Regions from separate parts of the Homo sapiens genome. Here region 1 is linked to region 2. The links are chromatin loops, found by intact Hi-C in ENCODE. Cell type or tissue: heart right ventricle. All regions are shown on one strand. Each heading gives the region's core, and the rest is flanking DNA. Links, peaks and the distances in the headings are about the cores only.

What was found. A loop is a pair of places that touch in the nucleus more often than their neighbours do. Peaks named below come from ENCODE experiments on the same cell type or tissue, not always from the same donor. Only the 100,000 strongest peaks of a DNase experiment are listed, where the experiment ranks them.
Region 1: it touches region 2 in a loop (2.9-fold over the local background); 4 of 110 quality-filtered maps call a loop at or near these places.

What each region holds. Positions count from the first base shown.
Region 1 is chr11:122,343,019-122,354,092 of GRCh38, reverse strand. All of the region lies in intron 1 of MIR100HG (mir-100-let-7a-2-mir-125b-1 cluster host gene), which reads left to right. Among named protein-coding and RNA genes, the nearest start is that of MIR100HG, 74 kb to the left of the region's middle. In heart right ventricle, for the core only: no CTCF peak of the experiment used is centred there; a DNase peak (open chromatin) is centred at 4,764; H3K27ac peaks cover 1,977 bases.
Region 2 is chr11:122,433,852-122,444,925 of GRCh38, reverse strand. No RefSeq gene overlaps it. Among named protein-coding and RNA genes, the nearest start is that of MIR100HG, 17 kb to the right of the region's middle. RefSeq lists an enhancer at 2,837-3,501. In heart right ventricle, for the core only: no CTCF peak of the experiment used is centred there; DNase peaks (open chromatin) are centred at 3,388, 3,675, 3,925, 4,935 and 1 weaker place; H3K4me3 peaks cover 2,359 bases; H3K27ac peaks cover 4,065 bases.

The DNA of each region.
Region 1 (11,074 bases), core at 1,382-9,381, 91 kb after region 2:
TTTTGAAGTGCCCTTTCATCATTAGCTAATAAATACTCATCAATGAATTTTCCTCCCTGTCTTGGAAGTTGGAGGAAAAAGAAATGTAATTGCTTTCTATTTCGTAAGTATTATCCCCCTCTGGGTTTTGCCTCTTGTGCTTCTGATAGAAACATATGAAATAAATTATACTTGTCCATTTGAAAGGACCAAAGACTACCATCCTTTCCGTAAAGAACACCTGGAAATTTGCATCAGATATTAGTGACCTTCAGTAACTATCCATCCATAGTAGCAGAAGGAGTGTCTGTCTCTCATTACCAAGCTCAGTACTTTTTAGTGTCTCCTGAGGATAGTTAATGGGAGGATAGTTAATGGGAGGAGTGACCTGATGGGTCTTCATCAGGGAGCTGGATAGGAAGGATTTGAGGTGGGAGGAGGTAGTGTCTCAGTATGTGTCTCCAGTAGAGGACTGCATACGCTATTTTCTAGGATCAAAAAGTTACGGTTTTGGAATTTTCCGTTCTTTTGTATTTTCATTGTTTCTTCCTCCCCTTAGTTCCATTTAAATTTGGCTACAAGTTTTACGGTTTCTGCTGTGGTGAATTTCACTATATATCCTTAAAGCTGATCCCAGACTGTCTTACCTGCACTAGATTTTGAGGAAAGCAGTGTGAATCGTAGCATAAGCCATGTTTTACGGGGTTTCTGCTGCAATGTCATCTCTAGTAGTATTGCCGAATAGAAATAAAATGCAGGTCACATATACAGTTTAAAATTTTATGGTAACTACATCAAAAAAGTAAAAATAAACAGTTAAAATTAATTTTAATAATATATTTTATTTAAGCCCTTATATCTAAAGTATATCATAAAATTCATATAAAAACTATTAATGATATATTTTACATGGTTTTACTAAGTCTACGCATTTTGAAGTGTATTTTATACTTCCCACACATCTCCATTTGGACTAGCACATTTCAGGCATTCAATAGCCATGTTTTGTATGACTAATGGTTAGTGTCTTGGGCAGTGCAGGTGTATAGTTGTGAATAGACAATTTTTTTTTATTATACTCTAAGTTCTAGGGTACATGTGCACAATATGCAGGTTTGATACATAGGTATACATGTGCCATGTTGGTGTGCTGCACCCATCAACTCATCATTTACATTAGGTATTTCTCCTAATGCTATCCCTCCTCCAGCCCCCCACCCCCTAACAGGCCCCAGTGTGTGATGTTCCCTACCCTGTGTCTAAGTGATCTCATTGTTCAATTCTCACCTATGAATGAGAACACGCGGTGTTTGGTTTTCTGTCCTTGTGATAGTTTGCTAAGAATGATGGTTTCCAGCTTCAACCATGTCCCTGCAAAGGACATGAACTCATCCTTTTTTATGGTTGCATAATATTCTATGGTGTATATGTGCCACATTTCCTTAATCCAGTCTATCATTGATGGACATTTGGGTTGGTTCCAAGTCTTTGCTATTGTGAATAGTGCCTCAATAAACATACGTGTGCATGTGTCTTTATAGTAGCATGATTTATAATCCTTTGGGTATATACCCAGTAATGGGATTGCTGGGTCAAATGGTAATTCTAGTTCTAGATCCTCGAGGAATCGCCACACGGCCTTCCACAATGGTTGAACTAATTTACCCTCCCACCAACAGTGTAAAAGTCATCCTATTTCTCCACATCCTCTCCAACATCTGTTGTTTCCTGACTTTTCAATGATTGCCATTCTAACTGGCATGAGATGGTATCTCATTGTGGTTTTGATTTGCATTTCCCTGATGACCAGTGATGATGAGCATTTTTTCATGTGTCTGTTGGCTGCATAGATGTTTTCTTTTGAGAAGTATCTGTTCATATCCTTTGCCTACTTTTTGATGGGATTGTTTGTTTTTTTTCTTGTAAATTTGTTTGAGTTCTTTGTAGATTCTGGATATTAGCCTTTTGTCAGATGGGTAGATTGCAAAAATTTTCTCCTGTTGTGTAGGTTGCCTGTTCACTCTGATGGTAGTTTCTTTTGCTGTGAAGAAGCTGTTTAGTTTAATTCGATCCTGTTTGTCTATTTTGGCTTTTGTTGCCATTGCTTTTGGTGTTTTAGTCATGAAGTCCTTGCCCATGCCAATGTCCTGAATGGTATTGCCTAGGTTTTCTTCTAGGGTTTTTATAGTTTTAAGGTCTAACATTTAAGTGTTTAATCCATCTTGAATTAATTTTTGTATACAGTGTAAGGAAGGGACACAGTTTCAGCTTTCTGCATATGGCTAGCCAGTTTTCCCAGCACCATTTATTAAATAGGGAATCTTTTCCCCATTTCTTGTTTTTGTCAGGTTTGTCAAAGATCAGATGGTTGTAGATTTGTGGTGTTATTTCTGAAGCCTCTGTTCTGTTCCATTGGTCTATATATCTGTTTTGGTAGTAGTACCATGCTGTTTTGGTTACTGTAGCCTTGTAGTATAGTTTCAAGTCAGGTGGCATGATGCCTCCAGCTTTGTTCTTTTTGCTTAGGATTGTCTTGGCAATGTAGGCTCTTTTTTGGTTCCATATGAACTTTAAAGTAGTTTTCTCCAATTCTGTGAAGAAAGTCATTGGTAGCTTGATAGGGATAGCGTTGAATCTACAAATTACTTAGGGCAGTATGGCCATTTTCACGATATTGATTCTTCCTATCCATGAGCATGGAATATTATTCCATTTGTTTGTGTTCTCTTTTGTTTCCTTGAGCAGTGATTTGTGGTTCTCTTGAAGAGGTCCTTCACATCCCTTGTAAGTTGGATTCCTAGGTATTTTATTGTCTTTGTAGCGATTGTGAATAGGAGTTTACTCATGATTTGGCTTTCTGTTTGGTGCATAGACAAAGTTTTAACAAATATTCTTAAAAGTATTTCTGAATTATTTATCACAAAGTCACAATCTGATATAAATTACCATTCATTTTCTCTTCAAGGCTTTCTCTTTATCAAGGAAATTGTCCCCTACTTTTTTAGGAATGGGGGAATGTTAGAGGATTCTAATATTTACCAGCAGGGAAGGGGTTAATATATGTTTTGTCAAACTTACCATTCACTTTGGTGGTTACCAGTTAGTAGTAAAATTAACTATAGCATAAGTGAATTTTAACTTTCATTTTGCTCCATGCTTTGCTATAACTTGAGCTCATAGTTACCTAAGAACCAAGAAATGACAAGACTGTTGATCTCAGATAGTGGTTGGAATTTGACCATGTGGATTTGAACCCGATACTAATAGTTATTGCACTTTACATGGCTTCCACACATTCCTAATTTTTGATGCCATCATCCTTCATATTAATGTTTTGTGCTTATTTTTACGTGGTTGTGCTCTCATGAAGAAAAAGGATGCCTTTTATACTTGCAGTTTCTCATCTCCGCTCAACCAAAGGAGGTCTTATGGGCAGGGACTATGACTAAAAGGGCAGTCAAGTGGCATGAATTCCTGCAAAATTAGAGGCAGTCATGTGGCATGAATACCTGCAAAGGCTTGGCATCCTATTCTTGGACTAAAGACCTAATTCTGCTTGGGAACAATATCACAAATATCTATCTGGGACTTTAGTTATTGGAAGTTACATACCTCTACAGGGGAATGATAATTACTGGTGATAATTATTTATCTTTGAACACCAACCATGAGCAAAGCATGGTGGTAGGTGCTGTGAGAGTTCCAGAAAGAAATGCCATCCTTCCGCCCCCAAGAAGCTTAGTTTGATGGTAAAGATAAACACAAGACATAGAGTCCTAGCTAAGACACTAAAGTGCTAACACAAAGGTATCAGCAGATACTCAGATGACCCCATGGTACTGTAAGATGCAGAAAACAAATCCTACCAGAGACTGCTACATGCCAGATTTAGCAGGTACTAAAGACAATTATAATGAAGGCATAGTTTATCTTCCTGAGGATCTCCTAGCCTACTGTGAGAAGTGGGTAAAAAAAAAAAACAACCAACTGATTACAATGCCATGTGAGATATGGCAGAATGGAGACATTGACAAAACTCCAGAAACACAGATTAAGGAGACACTCCATCCTCCAGTCCAAGTAGGAAACAGATCTTCAGAGGCAAAGACGATGGGGCTAGTTTTCAAAATAGGATTCACTTGCAGAAAAATGGGAGGAAGGCAGCTTGGAGAGAAATAGGAGTAGGAGTGAAGGCAAAGGTGGTTCTGGAGCTGGTGAACCCTGAGGAAAACCATCCCTCTGTAAGTTGCATTCTTCCAGGATCATCTGCTTCTGTCTTAGGATATTTGATTTAAATTATCTGGCCATGTTGTTTTTTCTCCTGTTTGTGGACGTTCATGATGAAGAATGGAAATTAAAATTTTCACTATTTTTTTTAAAGTGCCACATCAATGACAATTTTAGTTTAGTCACTATTATAGAGAGGGCCAGGTTGTGGTGGCGAGAAAGTTATTAAGTGGCTGAGGAAAGAAGGTGGAACTGAGAGCATCTCCCTGGCCTGGGATGCTTAAAATCCTTTTTGAAATAGAGTTTTTCAACATAAATGAAGAAAGAATTTGATACATTTTAGCTGTGATGGAGGTGGTATTGGGAGCACACGTGTGTGCATTGAGGGGCTCAGAAGGTTGTACAGGAGATGAGTTTAGGAAGAGGCTTGAGATTCCCTTGAACAAGTGATAGGAGCCTCTGACTCCTGACTGTAATATAGCCATGAAAGTTTCTCATGAATGGGTAGACATGAGAAATTGCTGTAGAAGGAAGAGCGTGGCTGCCTCCAGGCCAGTCCAAGGACGGTGCGGCAGGGTCCTGCTTATGGCCGTTCTTTACTGTGTCAGAATGCATCAGACAACTGAGAGTGCTACGGCTTTTATAGCCCAGTTGGAAAGGTGCCTAGTGATTAGAGACAGGAGATTCTGAGGTCTGTCCTCTATCCCTAACACCCTCTCTGTTAGTGACATACTGTCTGATATTCCATCCCTTGGTGAGGAGAAACTGTGTTGGGACTCTACAAATATGCCAAGCCTGGATAACATTGGCGAAATCGTTAATATCTCCAAGGAAGCTGCATTTTAAAGAAAGCACGCATACAAAAATACCCCTACAATTTCTCCCTGAGTTCTTTGCTTTAGATATCTTTTTCCTCTTAATTTAGAAAGAGTTCCTGAAGGCAGTGAGTTCATGGGGAAAAAAGAAGAAAGTTTTGTGTTCAGGAACGTGTGTTTTGGAGACAGCATGTTCTGAACACCAGCTGGGGACAAGAAAATGTGGCAAGAAGATTATGGAGGAAGGCTGTGGACTGAGACTTAAAGAGACCCAGATGTATCCCAGGCTCTTCACTTAGTAGCTATTTTAACTGGAGCAAGTCATTAAACTTAATTGAGATAAATTTTGTTACCTGTAAAATGGGCATAATAGTACCTTTTAATATGATTTTAACAAAGGTAAAATAATAGATGATACTTTTGAAACTTTCCAGATTTTGCAGTGCAAAATTACAGATAGATAGGAAAGGAGTATGATAGATACTTACAGATAGATAGGAAAGGAGTATGATTATTGCTGCCATTAGGAAGAGAAAATCTGTCTGAATTCTTTGGAATAACAAATAGTTATGAGAGTGCTGTGTGGATTGGACAACAGTCAGCCAAGGTCTTTGGAACCTAGAATGGAGAATGGTTTGATCATTTATTTGTTTTATTTCCCAAATAAAGAATGATCAGAATGCTGAAGAATTATTTTAAAATAATGTAACTTAATCTCTATCAGTAGAAAGAATAATACTAACTTTCCAGACATTGAATTAGGCCAAGTGCAGTGGCAATGTTAATGAGAAGAGTTTTGCTTCTATAGAAAATGGTGTCATAAGGCTGGGTGCAGGGGCTCACGCCTGTGATCCCAGCACTTTGGGAGGCCAAGGTGGGTGGATCACTTGAGGTTAGGAATTTGAGACCAGCCTGGCCAACATAGTGAAACGCCGTATCTACCAAAAAATACAAAAATTAGCTGGGTGTGGTGGTGTGTGCCTGTAATCTCAGCTACTTGGGAGGCTGAGACATGAGAATCACTTGAACCTGGGAGGCGGAGGTTGCAGTGAGCTGAGATCACACCACTGCACTCCAGCCTGGGAAGACAGAGTGAGACTCTGTCTCAAAAAAAAAAAAATGGTGTTGTAATAATGGAAAATTGGCTTTTTGAATATATGTATGAATTGGATACATTACTGGCTGTTTTCTAAAGTAGAGAGGGCAGTGAACTTGTGGCTACACAGCATATTGATTATTTGCATAGAAATCATGACTCAATCGCTAGTGAGAGAGAAAGGGGGAGATTAGGCTATTTGACCCTCAAGCAAGTGGGAATTGGAAAATGTCAGGAGTGTGTGACAGGAAGATAGATTCTAGAACCAGAGGAAGGTGAAAAGGAATAAATACAATAATCAGATCTCCTGTGATGCCTTAAAACTGAACTGGCAACCAATTTTGTTTTAGCATTTTGTGTGCTCAGTTGATGACATATTACATACAATACATGGTGGCTTATATTGATGCCAACTCCCTTCTATGTCCTAGGCATTCCTGGGTGTTTGTTAAGTGAACAAAGCATGTGCTGATGTGCTCAGCTGAGCACTTTTGGAATCTCCAATAGAAAGCCATTGAATTACCTTCCATGAAGGTGGAGGGTAAAGGAGTATTGAATATGTAGAGTGATAAAATTCACAAGGAAAAGGATTGCTTATAAAATCGCATGTAATATTCATTTATTTTAATAGTGTTAACTGTACTATGAAAACTAAATGATAATTAAAAAATTGAATGTATTGGCCGGGCACAATGGCTCATGCCTGTAATCCCAGCACTTTGGGAGGCTGAGACAGGCAGATCACAAGGTCAGGAGCCCGAGACCAACCTGACCAACATGGTGAAGCCCCGTCTGTGCTAAAAAAATACAAAAATTAGCCGGGCGTGGTGGCACATGCCTGTAATCCCAGCTACTCAGGAGGCTGAGGCAGGAGAATTGCTTAAACCTGGGAGGCGGAGGTTGCAGTGAGCCAAGATCGTGCCACAGCACTCCAGCCTGGCCAACAGAGCAAGACTCCGTCTCAAAAAAAAAAAAAAATTGAATGTATTATGACTATGTTGCATCTCTATGATACAGATTTCTATTTTTTTAGTATTACCTATTTTTTAATCATACATCATATTAATTGAGTATGTACTATGTGGAGTCCTGGGTGTATATATAAGAATAATCTTCATTAGCAAATGTCAGAGTGAGGTCAAGCAACTTCATAACTGAACAGTAACTAGAGGCTTGGTAATTACTAAAGCATTGGGACAAGGGTAGCTTCAAATGAATAGGAAGAATCACCCCAGTAGTTTTTGTTGTGTCTCTTTTCTGGCAGTGTGGTATCACAGATATCCTCGGACCTTGCAAGGATTCCAAGTTGTAAGTGTTGAGGTTATCTAGAGAATTAGAGATGCGAATGAGTTAGCTGCTCCCTGCCATGTCTCTAGGACTTGGGCACTCTCTTTAGATCTCATTGACACATGTGTAACAAGTTGTCCTAAAGATGTGTTTAAGACTTTCTTGATAGAATAAAATCTAAATGTGGGCAGGAGTTGGTCTATCCTGGTCACAACTGCATCTCCAGTTTCTCACTTTGTATCTGAAACAGACTGGGAATTTCATAAATTAAAAAAACTATATTTGTTGGAAAAAAGTCTTCCCTAAAGTAGAAAGATCCTTTGAAGTTTAAATGTACATCGTACAACTCTGAGGCCACTAGGTGAAATTGGGAAAAGACTTGGAAATGAACACTTTTAGAATCACTGCATTTCTTCCAATAAACAATGCATCCCATGATCACAGGAGCACTTGTGCACGTGTGTTCACAAACACATGCATATCCACATAGACTTATTTCTGTCCACTTTTTGGCCCACTGATCTTTGCTATCTAATTTAGAAATAGAAGCTTGGAAAGGTGACATGAATGGAAAGTTGTACTTCACAGGTTACAGGCCTTAAAGATAGTGTATCATTAAAGGAAGAAACCCTTTCTTATGAAACTGCCTGCATTTTTCTTTTTTGGCAAGTTTTTCCTCTCTTTTTGCAACTTTCCTTCTTCCTTAGAGGATTCTTTAAGTCCTATCCGTCATCTCGTTTACTGAAATGTACCTCATTTGGGAATGAAGCATTTTTGGCATAGCTGGGAGCTTTTAATGGAAATATGAAAGAAGATATCTCTGACATATATAATACCTTCAATATGTTTCCATAGATTGAATGATCTCTGATGCGTTACTCGAGATTCATAACGACAGATGGGCTGAGGGGAAGGAGGCACACTCCTTAAGTGGGGATTTCTTTAGAAACCAGCACTCCTTCCAAGGTGCTTTCAGCTATTCTTAGCAATTGGGGTTCAGCAATTCACCCCAACAGAAGTAGATTTCTGCCAAAAGGCTGCCCATGGGAGCTTTGTTGCCTAGCATTTTACTCCAAACAAGAGGCGAGCGAGGCAGTGTAGTCTAAGACTTAGAGAAACCTGCAGCCCGGACGATTACGTTCCTGTTTTCAGCTGTGTGGCCTTGGTCAAGTTACTTGACTTCTTTGAACCTATGTATGTTCAGTCATGTAATGGGAGAAGTAGTTTCTGTGTACTTTCAAATTCTGAAATAAGTTATGAGCAAATTTTTAGATAATGGTGGAGATTATGAAGGTTTTGGTGTTCTTCGAAACTATCTTTAAAATTTTTTATTTTTTTATTTTTTTATTTTTGAGACGGAGTCTCGCTCTGTTGCCCAGGCTGCAGTGACGCGATCTCAGCTCACTGCAAGCTCCGCCTCCTGGGTTCACGCCATTCTCCTGCCTCAGCCTCCCGAGTAGCTGGGACTACGGGCGCCCGCCACCACGCCCAGCTAATATTTTGTATTTTTAGTAGAGACGTGGTTTTACCGTGTTAGCCAGGATGGTCTCAATCTCCTGACCTCGTGATCCGCCCGCCTCGGCCTCCCAAAGTGCTGGGATTACAAGCCTGAGCCACGGCGCCCAGCCTTAAATTTTACTTTAAGTTCCGGGATACATGTGCATAATGTGCAGGTTTGTTACATAGGAAGCAACTATCCTCTTTTTAAGAAAAATATTTAGAGTGGAAATAATTAGAAGGGATGTTTCTTTTCCATTTTTGTTTTCCTCAAACCCATGTTTGAAAAACTCAAAATTTTCTCAAATGCAAATCACACATTTCAGGATAATGCAGAATTTCATTTTGGGGTGAGAGGGGTGAGCGATGGTGTGATTTGACTACAAATTCTGGGGCTAAGAAAGTTTAAAAACCACCTAAATGAAAATGTAGGCTTAGTATCAATAACTGAACAGTATTTAGCGATGTTTCACTGTATTGTCACTCTAAAAGCATCTTTTCCCTTCTCTTGTTTTATTTTGTTTTTACTACCCTCTCTGACTTGTGACATTCTAAATCAATGGACTATTTTATATGCTGTCTTTCTTAGCTACATTCCATGAGCTTGAGCTGTTTATCAGAATCTGCCTTTTTCTAATCATGTTTTTGACTCACACACAATCTAGTTGCCTGTCTTCACCACACCCATGCATTATGCTGACAGAGCCTTGGGTTTTTTCCAGCATAGTTTTCCCATCTGGGGCATGTGGTTGTTATTGTAGCAAGATAGATAAAATATCTACGTAAAGATGTACTCGGGCCAAACCCAGAATATATTCCGAGATTTATGGCTTGTTAGAGTAGAAGAGAATGGAGAGGTCTTTGAAACTGATGCCTTAATTTTGCAGATGATGCAAGAGGGACTTGGAGAGGTAAAGTGATTGGGCATCACAGAGCTTGTGGTTCATCAGGGCCACCACTACCTTTGGAAGGAAATACAATGAAAGAAACCCTACAGTATCTTCCTGGATTAATTTAGAATTCTTTGCTGGAAATTACTAGGGCCATTGAAGGTATAGAATCAAACATATTATTTTCTTTCTCTGAACTAATAAGAATATTCATCAAATTGGGAAAACATTATCCGATTGTAGATTACAAAGGAAAAGGCATCTATCCATAGCAGTTAGCCTAATGGATGTTCAAATATCTTTTGAAAATATAGAGTAGAATGATTATAAATAGGCCAGGCATGGTGGCTCACGCCTATAATCCCAGCACTTTGTGAGGTCGAGGTGGGTGGATCACCTGAGGAGTTTGAGAGGTGATCTCGAACCTGAGGGTAGATCAGGAGTTCGAGACCAGCTTGACCAACAAGGTGAAACCCCGTCTCTACTAAAAATACAAAAATTAGCCAGGCATGGTGGCAGGCGACTGTAGTCCCAGCTACTCAGGAGGCTGAGACAGGAGAATTGCTTAAACCCAGGAGGCAGAGGTTGCAGTGAGCCAAGATCGTGCCCCTGCACTCCAGCCCGGGTGACAGAGCGAGACACCTTCTCAAAAACAACAACAACAAAAAGAGTGATTATAAATAAAAATTTTCTCTTTTTGTGTCTTTCGCATGCCAATCATGCCAGCTATACTCAGCCAGCCACTGCATACCTTCCCCTCCTCTGTCCCCTGATTCTAGCCTAAACACTCACTGCAAAGATATCCTCATTAATTTTTTTCAGTGGCTTTTTTCCTTGTCTAATCTCAGCCCATCTCCAAATGCCTGGCTTGGCAACCTTAAACTCCATTCTGCCTGTGGTTCTTAGATTTAGTGTTTGGTCTTGGTCTCACTGGTGTTTGGCTATTAATCTTTTCAGTAGATAAAGAGACGAGGGCTAAATGAAAACCGTGGCAAGCCTGAAACTGCAAGTGGAAGCAGGAGCTCTTCAAGTTGGGATTTGATGCAGGGATCATGCATTCATCACAGAATCACAGTGATGAGATGTGAACACAAATGGAGGTTCCTTTATGTCAGGGACAAATGAGTATGTTCTGGCCAGATTGCCTCCTTTAGGAAATCCTGTTCTCCACCAATACCAGTGAGATGCACGGAACTTTCATTACGTGAACATTCTATCTCATGTCCAGAGTTTTAGGATTCGTGACCCCTCTACATTTCCCAGCCATTGTTTAAGTCCTCTTC
Region 2 (11,074 bases), core at 1,256-9,255:
GGTTCACACCTGTAATCCCAGCACTTTGGGAGGCCGAGGCGGGTGGACCACCTGAGGTCAAGAGTTGCAGGTCAGCCTGGCCAACATGGTGAAAACTCATCTCTACTAAAAATATAAAAATTAGCTGGGTGTGGTGGCGGGTGCCTGTAATCCCAGCTACCCGGGAGGCTGAGACAGGAGAATCGCTTGAACCCAGAGGCAGAGGTTGTAGTGAGCCAAGATAGTGCCATTGCACTCCAGCCTGGGCAACAAGAGCAAAACTCTGTCTCAAAAATAAATAAATAAATTCATTAATTAAAAAAATCATTACCACTATGAGCCTGTCTCACCAATCTCTTTTTTTCCTTCAGAAAGAATATAGACAGATCTTTGTATATAAATACATTTGAATTCTCCTCTATTATATCCCCTCAAGGCAAGGAATCAGATGTTACTCATGCTTGCATTATGAGCACTTAACATATAGGAGGTGATGGGTAAGGGCTGGTTGGATAAATTAGCAAATTAATGAAAAGGGTGGCCTACTTTGCCACATACGAAATTGGGGAACGTACTTGATCCCAAATATCCCTTAAACATTAGGTTCTTCTGGTCTCTGCTATTCTAAGTCCCGTTCTTTTCCCATTTTGCCCTGTTTCCCCAGATGATCTCAGTTACCACCATGACTTGAGTTACCATCTGCCATATGTGAGTCCATCCTGAGACTATATTTTTAGTCCAGATTTGTCTCCGGAAAGCAAGACCCATAATTCCAATTACTTATCAGGAAGCACCAGCAGGTGCTTCTGCAGGCACCTCAGACTCAGTTTAGTCTGCCAAATCCACCCACTTCATTACATCCTCCCGATCTTCCTTCTTTTTCTCCTTCTCCTCTGATGTTCCCTAAACAATGAATGGCAGCATTACTCTGTCAATTGCACAAACACTGGTGTATGGTTAACATAGAGCACATTGCCTGGTGCCTAGTAAGCACTCAATATTTTATTGAGTAAATAAATGCCACACACTAAAATGGCCAAATCAGTTGAAAATGACAGATTTGGTGATTACATTCAGAAATAATCTTAGACTTAATAGTAAAAAGCTAGAATGAGAATAAGCCCAGGGAATTTCCTGTCTTTCACTTTTCCTGCCTTTGAAACATTAAGCAAACCAACATCGCTCATGAGGTCTGAGTTGAAGATCAGACCTAAAGGCTTATATTTGTGATCCTCCGTGAAACTGTCTGAAACAGTTTCCTTTAGACAAATGGGACTTTGTTCATTATGCCCAATCATGGACAGTCTTTATATACATGCCAAGGTAAATTTTTCGAGGTAAGCTTATAGGGATTGAGGATATACTGTGTGCTGTCCTATTGGGAGTAAGGCTGATAACTAACCTTTCATTCTTCTATCCCAGGCTAATATTTGAGGCATCAGTTGCAGGCAAACAGCATGAGCTTTGGGCGTCACACTGGCTTGAGTCTGAATTCCAGCTCCTGCATTTACCAACTTTGTGACTTTGAATAAGTTACTTAAGTTTCTTGAATCTCACTTTCATCTATCATATGGAGACAATATTATGCATAGCATACGGTTATTTGAAAGTAGATGTGTGATAAGTTAAGCATAGTCTCTGAAACAAGGGGTGCTCACTAAATGTGAGCTTTCTTCCCTTCTCTTGTTAGATGTGTGGTGATCTCTAATTAGGTTACTCAACCCACCTTGATTGTCAGTTTCCTCGCCAGTGAATGAAATAATTACACTATCCACAGAGTTGATGTGAGGACTGAGTGATAGTGATTTAAAGTGACTATCACATGATACATAGTGATTATTTAATCACTACTAGATCCCTTTCTTTCTTCCTTCTCAGTAAGGCATGGGAAATGCCTGATTGTATTTTAAGTCTGTCGGAACTTCTAGGTGATCTAGCAAGACATAAACATGGAATATTGTTGCTTTGCTCGTGTGTATAATACAATACTGCTCAACAGAAATGATAAATAGAGGAAACTTGCCATCTTCTCTATGTGACAGTTGCATGCCCCAGCCGACATCATCAGATTTGCCTTGGGGTTTTTCCTCAGGGTGCATGTAACGAATGGAAAAGGACCAATGCCTGAGAAGTCTCATTGGTTACTTGGGGGTGCCACATCCTCTGATTGGTGTAAGCATCAGACAATCCTCATCCACGTATTAACAGCACTTCAATTATTAATCAGGTAGCTGCTGACTTTGGCTAAATCAAGGTATCTTGCCCGACCCTCTGGACTACTCTCTATTCCTTCCTCCCTTCATTCTGCACAATGACCACCTCCCTACACCCCATATATACGAATGCCATTTTGTTAAGAACTGAGTCCATTCCCTTCAAACCCCCAGGATGTTGAGCTTTCTGCTGCTAGCATCTACAACAGTTACAGAAATGACTTGTATTTCTTTAGAAACACATGACTCTAGTAATGAGGAAGCTAGTATAACTTTAGTGAGTATGCCTTTATAATGGTGTGAGTTGGGGAATAGGCATATATGGAGGCCAGTTTCTCTAGCAGGTGCCACACATTGAGATGATAACCATTGTAAAAAGCTATTTTCCAGGACTGATGGGGTAACAGACGAATTTTACCAAATCTCATTGGCTTTACTATTACAGAACCTGTCAAGAATCAGCTTACCTTTAACTGGTTGCCTCAGAAGCCTCCCTGTTTGAATTGCTGTGGGTGTGGAAAGAATGGGGGGTGGTAGATGGAGTTTGACTAGTAAGAAGAGGGAGTGGAGCGGAGCCCATGGCAGCGGAGGCTATAGGGGGAGTTTCCATGTAAGAAACTTTTGGTATCTGGGAACAAACGATTTATTACCTAAACCTCCCACTCGCTTGATAGATTGCTGTTGGCATCTGCGTTATTGGAAAAAAAAAAACAAACTTGCTTCTTAGAAAAAAAATTGATGAGGCAAATACAGGACATTCAAATACAGCAGTGGGAAGGAAAAGAAAGGGGAAAATGCACTTGGCAAGAATTCAGAGACAGCGAGAGCCAATTGTCTTTATTGAAATGGCATTGAATTACAAACTCAAAGGAGGGAGTGGCGTCTCTTTTAGTAGAGAAATAAAAAACCATGCCATCCCTACCCAGTAAACAGTGTAGGGAAAACATTAACAACAACAACTCTATGCAAGGTATTTTTTTTTTTGTTTCGTTTTTTTTTTCTCTTCTTATCTCCAAACAAAGTGATCTGTGCTTGCTACTGAAACACCCTAAATATACTGCCCACATACCCTGGTGGTTAAATTCCCTTCAAGAGGGTGACTGGACCAGGCCAACCCTCTGCCCCCAACCCCCTTCTGGTGGAGGCTCTAAGTCTGATATGTCCCGCCTCTCTGGCCCAGCAGAGCACGTTCGCCAAAGCCCCGCAGATGCAGCACGTTTCCAGAACGCGCACTTTCGCAATGGGCGGCATCTCTCGCTCTCTGATGAAGGGTCAAAAATGAGATTGTGGATGAGAACAATTAGAAACTCTAATTACCCTCCAGGCACCTAACAATTATAAGCCACATTCTTATTTTTATAAGGAATTAGCTACAGATTGGACAGTGCTTGTCATGCTTTGAAACATTTCCTGCGTCTTTCTGGCATCACTCTGTTCTTGTTAGAATGCTGGCGTTTCTCACATCCCCACTACCGCGCTCCCCCCGCCCCCGCGCTGCCCCACCTCTCTCTCTCTGTCTCTATGTGCATGTATATGTATATGTATATGTATATGTATATGTATATGTATATGTATATGTATATGTATATGTGTATGTATATATTTTTTGGGCTTGCCAATTCCCGCACCTTCATATACATTACCCCGTCCTTTCATCTCCAAGATGACCTGAAATGACCTTTTGCTTGGCACGAGACGTGATTCAACTGATAACAAAAGAGTTTGGGGGAGGGTAGGGGCGGTGTCTGTCTGCGCCGGGCTGAGGAAGAGCCAGGAGGGGGGCGGAGAAGGGGGGGACCATATCCATTTAAAGACGAATGCTGCTGCTTTTCGCAGTGCTATTTCCTGTAATTAATTTTCCACATATCACCTATCACACGAAAATAAAAGTTTTTTTTTGTTTGTTTTTTTTTTTTTTTTTTTTTTTTTAAGGCATACCACTCTCTTTGTTTAACCGGAGATCCTGGGCTGTTTAGACGTGTCTGTGGGGGGAGCGGAGGAGGGGGGTTGGGGTGGCAGGCCGGGGGAGGCTGGGCGTCCCCCCCGCAGAGAGGCCCGAGCTCTCCGCCGGAATGTGGGGTCGGAACCCCGCAGCTTTCTTTCTTTCTGCCTGGGTGTTTGCTGCTGGGAGCTTCTTTTCAAAGCCACGGCGCCTGCTAAGGTTCCAGCACGCAGTTCCCTTCCATTTTCCATCTGCAGCCTTTGAGGGGTGTGGGCTTTTCCCAAAGCCTTTATTTCTTTGTCGTTTTAGGAAACCTCAATTTTTGCACTGACTCCAGAACTCCAAATGGATCCCAATAGCAAGTCTCATCGATCGTCCCCCTCCCCCATCTTACTTAGGGAGGAAAAAAAAGAACAAACTATTTATTTGGATACTCAGCGAGGTTGTGAGAGTTGCCACAGCAACAGCTGTGAACCTTGCACAGCAAAAGGCTCTTACTGTAGAGTGTCCTGCCTTCCAAAACATCTCCTCTTTAAAGAGACACTGCTAGCGATACTATATCAGTTTGGTGTGTGTGTACATTGACATATCATCGACACCATTTGAAGAGACAAAGGCAAGTGTTTACTTGGGTGGTTCACAAGATAATTTTAGTCAAGCTTGACCAGATGAGATGTGAGAAGAGAAAAATGGACTGTGGAGTCACGTGGGGACCTGAGATTAGAGAACTTCGTGCCCAGAAGCTTGCGAAATGGTAGAAAGTATTCTAAAGGTGTCCTGTCCCTTCTGGAGGTCATAGCTTGCGTGTGAGCTGGCGGGGTTGATTATGCAGCCGTCCTGTCACCCTCTCCTGCACTTGTCGAAGGGATCTTGACATGAGATAGACGCTCTGAGCTCAGAGACGTGAGGAACTCAGCTTCCTGGGTTCCAGGAAGAACTTCTTTTCCCTGAAGTGCCTCATAGGCTAAAAGTTCCATGAAAAGCAAGAGGTTGCTCCACAGTCCCAGTTTCATACCTTCTGGCTTTCCTCGGAAACCGTGAAGTCGTTAATGCCTCATAGGTATTAATATTTGCTAGTCTCTGCAGATATAAAGGTACAATTAAAGACTAGTCCTTAGCCCCTGCCCTCAAGGAGCTGTCGGTCAAGAAGTGGATTAGGTAAACAGATAAATACAGGGAAGAAGGAGTGACTATGGGGCTGCCAGATCCATTACAGCCACCAGCATGATCCCCATTCATTTCTTAGTTCATGGAATGCCTGACAGAATGCCAATCAACATCCCTTTCCTCTCCTTCTTCAAAAGTGCCTCCTTATAGGAAAAATTGTCATTCTGGGCAGATGGGCGCCCAGAAGCTGCCTTGAGAGTCACACTGTGGAAGGGCACTGCTATCATCTTCAGTGAAAACCTCAGCCCAATTTCCAACCTGCTGTAGAAAAGGAAAAATACTAATATTACTGAGTACCCCTTCCATGTGCCATACATGATGCTATTTATTACACATATAATAAATAACACCTATAATAAATGCTATTTATTAAACCTATAGTAAATGCTATTTTATACCTACAATAAACGCTATTTATTATCCTATTGAATCCTCATGCAGTCTTTCACATGTAGTACCTGGTTTTATCTGAGCCATAGGACATAGGAAATGATCTGAGTGACTTGTTTTCTCAATTACCCCAAGGATGGTGCATAACTAGTACCATTCTATATGATAGAAGAGAAATTGATTCCCTTTATACAATGAATGCTTGAAGGCATTAGTTTTAATTCCCTCTCAGGGTCCCTCTTGAGAAAGTTGTGAAGTATCCTAACTTAACAGACAAGGAAACAGAGACTCAGGGAAATTGCTCAAGATCACACAGCCAACAATGCCAACAATAATGGAAATTTCCTTCCTGACTCAAAAATTTATAATCTTTTGAGATAGTGTGAATAGATTGCTCTATACTTCCATTTGACTATTTAAAAAAATAGAGACCGGGTGCAGTGGCACTTTGGGAGGTCGAGGCAGGCGGAACACCTGAGGTCAGGAGTTTGAGACCAGCCTGGCCAACATGGTGAAACCCCTTCTCTACTAAAAATACAAAAATTAGCTGGCGTGGTGGCACATGCCTGTAATCCCAGTTACTTGGGAGGCTGAGGCGGGAGAATCACTTGAACCTGAGAGGTAGAGGTTGCAGTGAACCAAGATCATGCCACTGCACTCCATCCTGGGCCACAGAGTGAGACTCTGTCTCAATACATAAATAAATAAATAGTTAAGGTTAGAATTTTCAGTGACTGACAGTCATACTGACTTAAAGAGTTAGTTTGATTGGAAGCTCTACAAAGACAAGAACTGAGTCTTTTTTTTTCTTCAGTAATATCTTTCTTGGAATTATCTGTCCAGTTAGGCAAAGATTATCACTAAGAAAACCATCATTCATAGTGAAGGGAACACCTTGCTTTTAATAACTCAAACCATTGCCACTCAGCCTGACCACTTACCAGACTTAACCTCACATGACTTTTAAAATCAAACATATCTTCAAAGACTGGAGACATTTGTCATTGAAATCAAACAACAAGCCTTTAGCTCTAAGGCCACTGCAAGAGAAGAGCTGCTAATTCTTGCTAGCAATACCGACCTGTTTGGCAAAGGTGAGAGCTTTTAAAAGCATCATAGTCATTTGTAAGAGTTTTGCTATGACCTCCTCTTTTGTACAGTAAGTTCTCAGTTCAGACCCTGCATCCTTGGGCAAATTACTCAACCCCTCTATTCTTCTTTCTTTTTGTTTTCTTTTAAGATAGGGTCTTGCTCTGTCACCCAGGCTGGAATACAGTGGCACAATCATGGCTCACTGCAACCTTGAACTCTTGGGCTCAAGCGATCCTCCTGCTTCAGCCTCCTGAGTATGTGGAGCTACAGGCATGCACCACCATGCCTTGCTAATTTTTAAAAGTTTTTTGTAGAGACAGGTCTCACTGTGTTGCCAAGGCTGGTCCCAAACTCCTAGCCTGAAGCAATCTTCCCATCTCAGCCTCCCAAAGTGTTGAGATTACTGGCATGGGCCACCTCACCCATCTGACCCCGTTATTCCTTAATTTCACATGAAAAGTGGAGGAATAGTAGCATTTATGACATAGGATCATGGTAAGGATTGCCCTGAGATTAAACGTGTACAGCATTTAGCGCAGTACCTGGCTCATATGAAATGCTATTTATTATGCCATTATTATGTGAATTATTATCATCACTTTTATTTATATTAGAATTGATTGATTAAAATGGATAGTTGACATTTTCTTTCCCATGCCATGGGTGGACCCTAAGCTGTACTGTGAAGCTGATAAGGCTTTTCTTTTTCAACTCTCTGTTTTTCTATCACCATGTCACTACTTCTCTTATTTTTAAACATCCATTTGTCCTGGCATTCCCTTTCTTCTTTCCCTAGCCTGCTCAAACAAAACAAAAAAATCTTGTTCTTAAAATGGCTCTGTGATTAATCATTTACACTAGGGATCAGCAAGATTTCCCTTTTTTTTATTATTATACTTTAAGTTTTAGGGTACATGTGCACATTGTGCAGGTTAGTTACATATGTATACATGTGCCATGTTGGTGTACTTGCACCCATTAACTCTTCATTTAACATTAGGTATATCTCCTAATGCTATCCCTCCCCCCTCCCCCCACCCCACAACAGTCCCCAGTGTGTGATGTTCCCCTTCCTGTGTCCACGTGTTCTCACTGTTCAATTCCCACCTATGAGCGAGAACATGCGGTGTTTGGTTTTTTGTCCTTGTGATAGTTTGCTGAGAATGATGGTTTCCAGCTTCATCCATGTCCCTACAAAGGACATGAACTCATCATTTTTTATGGCTGCATAGTATTCCATGGTGTATATGTGCCACATTTTCTTAATCCAGTCTATCATTGTTGGACATTTGGGTTGGTTCCAAGTCTTTGCTATTGTGAATAGGATCAGCAAGATTTTTCTAGAAAGAGCCAAATAGTAAATATTTTAGGCTTTACAGGCCTTACAGTCTCATTGCAACAGTTCAACTCTGATGTTGCAGTGCAAAACCAGTCATGGCCAATATGTAAATGAAAGAGTGGGACACGTTCTGATAAAACTTTATCTATGGACACTGAAGTTAGTTGAATTTCTTGGAATGTTTACATGTCACAAAATATTATTCTTTTATTTTTTTCAAGCATTTGTAAATATAAAAAACATTCTTGCCTGTATTGCTGACCCACAATATATACTTGACCATGAGTTCAACCACTATGACATGCTCGGGAATATTGCATTTCATACTTTCAAGTTCCAGAAGAATATACAGGAAACACTACTTTGGGGGCAGTGCCATGAATAGTGTTGGTGCTAATGGCAGCCTCCTCCCTTGGCTCTCTTTGGAAAGGAAACCTGGCAGAGTGTGACCCAGGTTAGCCAACTGAATATATTCATTTACTGGAAAACATCCAGGCATCTGGGAAGAGGCAGCAAAAAGAGCACTATTTGTGATGTCGAACTTGGCTTCAGTCAAATTTGGATTCTAATCCCTTAGTGGTGTTTTGATTTGGGCAAGTCACTTAAAGTCTTTACGCTTCAATTTTCCTAACTATAAAAGTAGAAATAATAATGCCTGTCTTGAAGAGTATAAGACTGAATTATATATAGTCACTGTATGTGACAATGTATATTAAGAGGATGATAATTACAACATGGTGGACATTTCATAAATGCATGAAGAGGATTAACAGGCACTCAGCTCATGTTTCCTTCAATCATTTATTGGTGGGGGAAGGAGGGTTCAATCTTTGTTGTTGTGAAATACAAGAATAGGAAGGTTGGACATGGTGGTACTTCTGGTATTTAAAAAAAGGTTCTCTGACCTTTTGCAGGGGGCAGGTGCGGGGACTAGTGAGAAGACAGGACATTTTTGGCACAGAAAAAAATAGACCTTTTAACCCAAGTGAAATGCAATCTTGTAGTGCAGAAGCAGTGGCTCTGTCATCAGGTTAGGGCTCAGCTCAAGATGACACTGATTTATGAAAGGACAATCAAAGTGTCAGTGCCATTTCTGGACTGGTGTCTTCAGGCAGGCGTCCATTATTACTCATGTAGGCACCAAGGGAAAACTTTCCTTCACCTTCTGAAGGTTCGCCGAAAAATCAACTGAGAACATGCGGATTAATAAGGGAAAGGTATCCAAATTTATTAACGTGCACATGGAGGAAAACGATGGAGTGATTACTCCAGTAGGGTAGAGAAGTTTATATATCATACCATCTTGAGATTACAGAAAGAATGGGGGCTTGGATCATGGCAAGACAGGTTATTGGAGGGGGAAAAGAGGAGGCCTGGCTAGCAAAGGTGGTCTTGTTATGTAGATGAAATTTCACAGGTAGCAACTCTCAGAGAAAATAGATGGTGAATGTTTCTTTCAGACCTTTAAAGATATTAGACTCTCTGTTAACTTTTCTCAGATCAGGCAAGGGAAGACCATCAGCGAAAGACTGGCTGCATCAATGGAGATTTTCTCTACAAGTGCAAATCTCCCTCACAAAAGGCAACTTTGCAGGGCTACTCCTGTTTGCAGGCCCTCTGAACAGCCATCTCAAAATATGTTAAACAAATATATTTTGGGGTGAAATACTTTGATTTTCTTCACTTGGTTCCCACATGAATCAGGGCTTTGGAAAGTGAATCAGGACTGCTTGAGAAGGTCTGTTTGTGCAGATAAGGGAGGTGTTTCCACGTGTGTGTGTGTGTGTGAGAGAGAGAGAGGAGAGGGAGAGAGGAGAGAGGGAAAAGTATACTTTTGTACTCACTGATAAGTCTTATGGATGAAGAAAAACAGAAGCAGTGTGGCCTGGAAGTTTAGAAACACACTGGAGACAGCTCATTCTAAAGATTGTACTCCTTCTCAGTACCAGGTTCTGAACTGAGGGAAAAAGACTCCTTTTGTCTTGAGGGAGCTTACAGGTGCACATTTTTTTATATATGACAAATGAGGTTAATTTGTATTAAAATAATTTACGTAATATTTCTGATAAATAGATGACTTTTAATCAAATTAAAGAAATTGACCTTTAGCATATAAAAAACTTTTTTCTCTCTGATTTTATCGACATGTAAATATGATGTAAGCACAATTTTTATTTAAGATGAGATCTGGGTTTAGTTTCTCATGATTTAAGATTTTCTTAAAGTTTAAAAATTTCTACATAAATTCTATGTGTTCAGTAAGTTATTTCTACAAATTGGTGAAGAAGTAAAAGAATATTGAATCATATTTAACTATATGAACTTGTAAGAATGCATGTCTTTCAAAAAGGGTTAATCTTGTGAATTCTCGTAATGCTGCAAATTGTATGGACATAATATATTAGCTTAAATTGTAATTTCCAGATCTTTAGCCAACCTTAGACTAATATTCAATTGAATTAATATATAAACTTTGGCTATATGGGCAATTTATAAGTAAGACAAATATGCAAATATTAGTTACTAAATATAGTTTTAATTTCCCCTACTCTTTATTTTATATATGTAAATGACTATACCTTAACAGGGTATGCAAATGTCTTTAAGTGATGCAATATATATGCTTACTTTTCCACCTTAAAATTTGTTAAAGTAATATAAATGTTTGTGGAAAAAATTAACTGGATTGTTTTTGTTTCCTGTCTCAGGTCTAGAAAAACAAAAGCTGCTTACAATATAAATTGTTGAGACAATATTAGGTACAATAATTTGGGAGAAATATGAATATGTATACCAGATAATAAATGTGGTTTATTTGCTTTTTAAGAAAATTGTTACAGTTTATTAGTATGGTAAATTCAATTATATATATGTTCACACACCCCTACATACATACATGCATTGTTTTATTTGATATGCTAAGAAAGTTAAAAAGTTTAATTAAATAATCTG